Regions from separate parts of the Homo sapiens genome. Here region 2 is linked to region 1. A link is a loop called in an ENCODE intact Hi-C map of the cell type or tissue named here. Cell type or tissue: transverse colon. All regions are shown on one strand. Links, peaks and the distances in the headings refer to the core of each region. The heading gives the core; the rest is flanking DNA.

The links. Hi-C counts contacts between places; a loop is a spot of excess contacts. Peaks named below come from ENCODE experiments on the same cell type or tissue, not always from the same donor. Only the 100,000 strongest peaks of a DNase experiment are listed, where the experiment ranks them.
Region 2: it touches region 1 in a loop (10-fold over the local background); 1 of 110 quality-filtered maps calls a loop at or near these places.

The regions. Positions count from the first base shown.
Region 1 is chr17:3,974,481-3,977,388 of GRCh38, reverse strand. It overlaps LINC01975 (long intergenic non-protein coding RNA 1975), which reads right to left and starts at 286. Exons shown (of 2, transcript NR_146884.1): 1 at 195-286. RefSeq lists enhancers at 1-767, 768-1,604. In transverse colon, for the core only: a CTCF peak has its summit at 1,225; a DNase peak (open chromatin) is centred at 378; H3K27ac peaks cover 1,447 bases.
Region 2 is chr17:4,053,788-4,056,695 of GRCh38, reverse strand. ZZEF1 (zinc finger ZZ-type and EF-hand domain containing 1) reads left to right here. Exons shown (of 55, transcript NM_015113.4): 33 at 351-480; 34 at 2,501-2,639. Among named protein-coding and RNA genes, the nearest start is that of LINC01975, 78 kb to the right of the region's middle. In transverse colon, for the core only: no CTCF peak of the experiment used is centred there; no DNase peak of the experiment used is centred there.

The sequences.
Region 1 (2,908 bases), core at 195-2,694:
GTCCAGGGAATTAAAGACACGTGGACGCCAACTTGCAAATTTGAACATTTTCCTGGAGTCTGGTTTTTGGAAGCCAGGGGACAGAGCCTAACTGAAGCTCCCTCCCACCCTGAGCCCCCACTGTGTCCAGACAGCAGCTCGAGGCCCAGCAACTCCCAGCACCCAATAGCCACTCTGGGAATGACCACGCTCACCTGCCCTGCAGATCCCCTGGGTCCACTGGGCCTGCGCTGGGTGTGCCGTAAGTTATGGCTTCAGGGAGTCAGCGTAGAGAGATAGAGGGCATGCCAAGGTCACCCACAGGCCCAGCTATGGATCCGAGAGCCCCACCTGTGCGTCTGCCGCAGAGGTTGGCTGCAGCCCAGGCGTCAGGTGGTTTGGACATAGTGCCCAGCCCTGCCACGCTGGGGATCTGGGTGCCGCTGCCAACTTCCTCCACCTCTCTGGGTTCCCGGGCCCCATCTGAGGACCTGGAAAGAACCCAGAGCGCTTAGGCCTGACCTGGCAGACGCCGGGCCTAGGCTCTGGGCCACAGTGACAGGATATCCCCAGGGAGCTGGGCTGGCTGCCCACGCAGGGAACACCAGGGCGGAGACCTGGCACTGCCGAACGAGAAGACCCAGAAGGGCATCCAGGAGGGAAAGTCAGAACAGCTGAGCCTCAGGGGTCAAGAACAGTCCAGGGTTGTTATGGAAACCAGGACTACAGGCAGTGGGGGCAGGGAACGCTGTGCACCTACAAATAGAGCCTGAGAGCCAAGGCCAGGGCCCCGGTCTCCTGCCGCTTTATCCTCGCGGCCGGGGACCCTGCAACCTCCAGACGCTGTCCCACCCCCACTTCACAGCGACCCTGCGTTCAGAGGGGAAGGGGTGTTCCCAGACTCCCACAGCTAGGGTGGTACCCGGGAGAACCCAGCCCAGCGTGAGGACTTGCCCAGCCACCCTAACCCAGCCCCAGGCCTGGGAGCACCCCCTGAGGTGAAGCCGCAGCCCCACCCCCCAGCCCCTGCACACAGGAGTCAGGCTGGCCCTCCAGGTTCAGGGCCTGACGACTTGCCCTCAGGCACCCCCAAGCCAACAGCCTCTTCCCCATACCAGGGAGCAAGTCCCAGATCTCAAAATGCCTTTTCCAGTTGTGCCTTAAGGCTTGCAAGCTCGGTGGGGTGTAACAATTTACAAGGCAAACAGGGATTTTGTGTCTTATGCACTAACAACCCACTTCCAGCTGAGGCCGTGCAGGCAGACTGGTCAGGCTTGGGCTAGGACAGCTGGAGCCCTCTCCCCTGCTGGTAGGTGCAGCACAAGACTGGCACTATGTATTTGTGCCCGACACTGTGGCAGGGAAGAAGGTAGTACAGAGCCAGGGAGAGCCCAACCTACTGTGTGGCATCGGCAAATCCCAGCCCCTCTCTGAGACTTAAACCCCTGTCCGTGGCCAGGCACGCTGTCTCACGGCTGTCATCTCAGCACTTTGGGAGGCTGAGGCGGGTGGATCACCTGAGGTCAGGAGTTCGAGACCAGCCTGGCCAACATGGTGAAACCCCATCTCTACTAAAAATACAAAAATTGGCCAGGCGCGGTGGCTCACGCCTGTAATCCCAGAACTTTGGGAGGCCGAGGCGGGTGGATCACAAGGTCAGGAGATTGAGACCATCCTGGCTAGCACGGTGAAACCCCGTCTCTACTAAAAATACAAAAAATTAGTCAGGCGTGGTGGCAGTCACCTGTAGTCCCAGCTACTTGGGAGGCTGAGGCAGGAGAATGGCGTGAACCTGGGAGGCAGAGCTTACAGTGAGCAGATATCGTGCCACTGCACTCCAGCCTGGGTGACAGAGTGAGACTCTGTCTCAAAAAAAAAAAAAAAAAAAAAAAAAATTAGCCAGGCATGGTGGTGGGTGTCTGTAATCCCAGCTATTCAGGAGGTTGAAGCAGGAGAATTGCTTGAACCTAGGAAGCAGAGGTTGCAGTGAGCCGAGATTGCACCACTGCACTCCAGCCCAGGCAACAGAGCAAAACTCCGTCTCAAAAACAAAACAAAACAACAAAAACACACACACACACACAAAAACCCCTGCCCATACAATGGGGTGCCGCCTGATGTATCTCATGAGGAGGATGGCGCACACTTATGGATGTGGGTATGCTCATCCCTTCTTTCACTTTCTAGTATTTGCACCCTGCTTCTTTTTCTTGTCTTATTGCATTGGCTAGAACCGCCTTCATTTAACCAATCAATGTCTTTGAGAGTCCAGTAAATGCCAGACTGGGTGCCACGAACTGAGATGGAGCGGTGTGTGCCACAGACACCACGGCTTCTGCCCCCAGGACATCCCCACCCTAGAGAGCAACTTTACAATGACCTTCGTGCAGTGGGCTGGACTGTAGAGACCTCATGATGACTCGGATACAGCGCCTATTCTGGACAGACACACAGTGTGGGTGCTGTGGATGACAATTAGGAGCACACAAGCTGATGGCTGCTCAGGAGGCACAGGCCACTGGCTCCTGAGAGATCCAGGGGGACTTCTTGGAGAAGGCAGCATTGAAGCCGGGCTTTGAAGAATGCTGAGGGTTTAGACATGTACAGATGAGAAGAAGAAGTTTCCCAGGATGGGTAACAACAGACATGGAAAAGGGCTGGGAGCAGTATAGAGCAAAACAGTTCAATGGGAGGAACTCTAAGGTGCTGGGAGTGGATGTGGGAGCAGGAGCGTGAGATGAGGCTGGCGAGATGGACTTCAGGCCAAGCTGCGGAATTGATCTGAACTAGGTGACAGAGGGAGTCACTGAAGGCACGTGAGCAGGAGGGTAGCAGCAGGGCTGCCTGGGGAGGGGTGGGAGCAGCAGAGGGAGAAGGCAGGCCCCGAAGGAGCAGGCCCAACCTCACACGGCTGGCCCCCTCTTCCTGA
Region 2 (2,908 bases), core at 293-2,792, 79 kb before region 1:
TAAATAATAATAATAATAATAATAATAACTTTATTTGGCCCTAGTGCCTGGCACATAGTAGGTTCACCATAAATGATTGTCCAGTGGAATTATGCCATGTGGTACAACCTTTCAAACTCTTAATTTCTCATCCCTTATAGTCTACTCTGGAAAGGGCTTCTCCTTCTTTCTTGGCATATATCTACCAAATATTTGACAAATCCTGGGGCTTTGAAAAGCAGTTGACCTTTCCCTCTCAGAAGTTGAAAAATGCCCAATATAATAGACCTATAGACACAGGGTCTGCTAACCAGTACTTTCCTTGGTGATTGGGAGAGGCATGCTTTTCTCTCTTTATGTCCTTCTTTCAGCCAATGGAGTGAAGAAGATGAGCTTGCTGATGCCAAGCAGAATTCAGAATGGATGGATGAGTGTCAGGATGGCATGTTTGAGGCCTGGTATGAAAAAATAGCCCAGGAAGATCCAGAGAAGCAGAGGAAAGTAAGACCTCTCAACTAGAGTACTCTGAAGTGATTTGCTAGGAGTTTGGAGAGGAGAGTTTGCCTGGGGGGGTTCTGGCAGGCTCTTACCTGAGAGGGCTGCAGGTGGCATTCAATACCCTAGTGAAGGGGTCCCCAACCGCTGAATGCGACCGAATGCAGGCTGTGAGCAGCAGGCAAGCGAGGGAGGCTGAGCTCCGCCTCCTGTCCGATCAGCTGCGGCATTGGATTTTCACGGGAGCATGAGCCCACAATAAACCGCGCATGCGAGGCATCTAGTTTGTGCGCTGCTTATGAGAGTCTAATGACTGATGATCTGAGGTGGAACAGTTTCATCCCGAAACCATCCCCCACCCAGTCCTGTGCAGAAATTGTCTTCTACGAAATTGGTCCCTGGTGCCAAAAAGGGGGACTGCTGCCCTAGCGTCTGGTGTTTAACCTTTAACCTGAGGGGCTATAAATCCTGATTTGACTACACTCAGAGTGGCTCCCTGCCGTAGAACTAGACTCATTGAAAAATTGGCTCTTAAAGCTGATGTACAATATGAGGTGCCAGTTTACTAATTTACAGTGAGAAATAGAATTGCTGGAGGGCCTGGGCTCTAGTGTCCTTGGAGCAGCACATTCTCTTCCTGTAGACAAGCAGTGTGGGAAGCCACGTTTCCATCAGAAGGCTGCCTGGTGAGCATGGGAGCAGCCGTTATGTATAGAGAGGGCATCAGAGCTGCATGATTCAGATGTGCAAAGGCTCAGGCTCAGATAGCCCACTGTGTCCATCTCCACGTCAGGTGTTAAATCCATCGCTACCACATGTGCCAAGCATCTGCTGCCTCAGATTCATTCATTTTCTAAGTATCGAGTGCCTACTATGTGCCAACCACTTTGTTCACGTAGCACCACTGTGGTGCTTGGATGGAGCTTGCCAAGTGGGCCTTTGTGGCTTTTTCTCTCGCATATGTTAATACCTTTTGGGAGTTCTGTAGTTGTAAGGTGACTTGGCATATTTGCTCTGGTCTACTGTATGACTTACTGATTTAGATCCCTCATTTCCAGGCCCTAAAGAGAAACAATACTGTAGTCCAAGTACTTTCCAGTAAAGCAATTTGTTTGCTCATTAGACAGTACCCAGACTATCCCTGCAGAAAGTTTGCCTGTAAGTGCCAGGGACAGTACTCCTTTTGCAGTGTTTCCTGTATCTGTGAACACTACCATCGTCCAACCACGTACCCAAGCCAGAAACTTTCTTCCCTTTTACTGATCCCTATATCCAGTCGGTCACCAAGGTTTCCCACTTCTGCCTCAACACCTCAAATCTACGCACCTTTCACCATCCCGCCTACTACTCAGTCCCAGCCCTTATAATGTGCCATGGGGTTCCTTTAACGCTTTGGTCATGGTCAGTCTCACTGAGTCCAGGCTTGCCCCTTTGATCCATTCTTTCCTCAACTTCCAGAAGAGCACTCCAGTCCGATCACATTACTCTTCTCTCTAAAAACAATCTGTAACTCCTAAGACTGATATGCAAGGCCCTTTGTGGTTTAACCTTTCTCTCTTCATCTGACTCTTCCCCTCTGTACTGTATTCGACGCACTGAGTCATGCCAGTTTCATAAACCTGTCTCTCATCCCCTTTTTGCTGTCTGTCAAATTTGCTATTTCTATCTGACATGCCCACCTCCCTTACCCCGACCCGTCTAGTACCTGTTTGTCCTTTGGGTCTCACCTGAGGAATTATCTCCTTTGGAAAACCTTCTTTGACCTTCTGAATACCCATTGGTAGCCATAGTCCTCTGTCCTCTAAGCCTCCTGCAATTTCCTGTGAAAGCACTGGTCATACTAAATGGTCATCACCTCCTTGATGGAATTCCCAACTAGACACTGAGGAGCTTATTCATTATCAAATCCTAGCACTTAGTACAATGCCTGGAACATCTTCAGTACCTAGTGAATGGAGGAATTGATTAGTGAATTGTGGCCACCTTAGAAAATCTATCAGTTAATTGTATATGTTTGGCCTTACAGATGCACATGTTCATTGCTCGCTACTGTGACCTGTTAAATGTGGACATCTCTTGTGATGGGTGTGATGAGATTGCCCCCTGGCATCGATACCGCTGTCTGCAGTGCAGCGACATGGATCTCTGCAAAACTTGCTTCCTAGGTAAATTTCATGAACTGGGTACGCCGTATCCAAAGGCAATATCACTTCTGATTTCTATGATCTTGTCATTTTTAAAAACTCTCAGTGTACTAAATCAAAGTACTGCCCAGTGGTATTTTCTCTGACTTCTTGGCGAACATGAGCCTTATCTCCTCAACTAAATGAAAAGCTCCACAGCCCTAATATCTGTCGTGCTTCCTTCTTCTATCATGCTGGGTGTAGCCACATAATAAACACTCGGGACCAGTGTATGTATGTTCAGTGGAGTT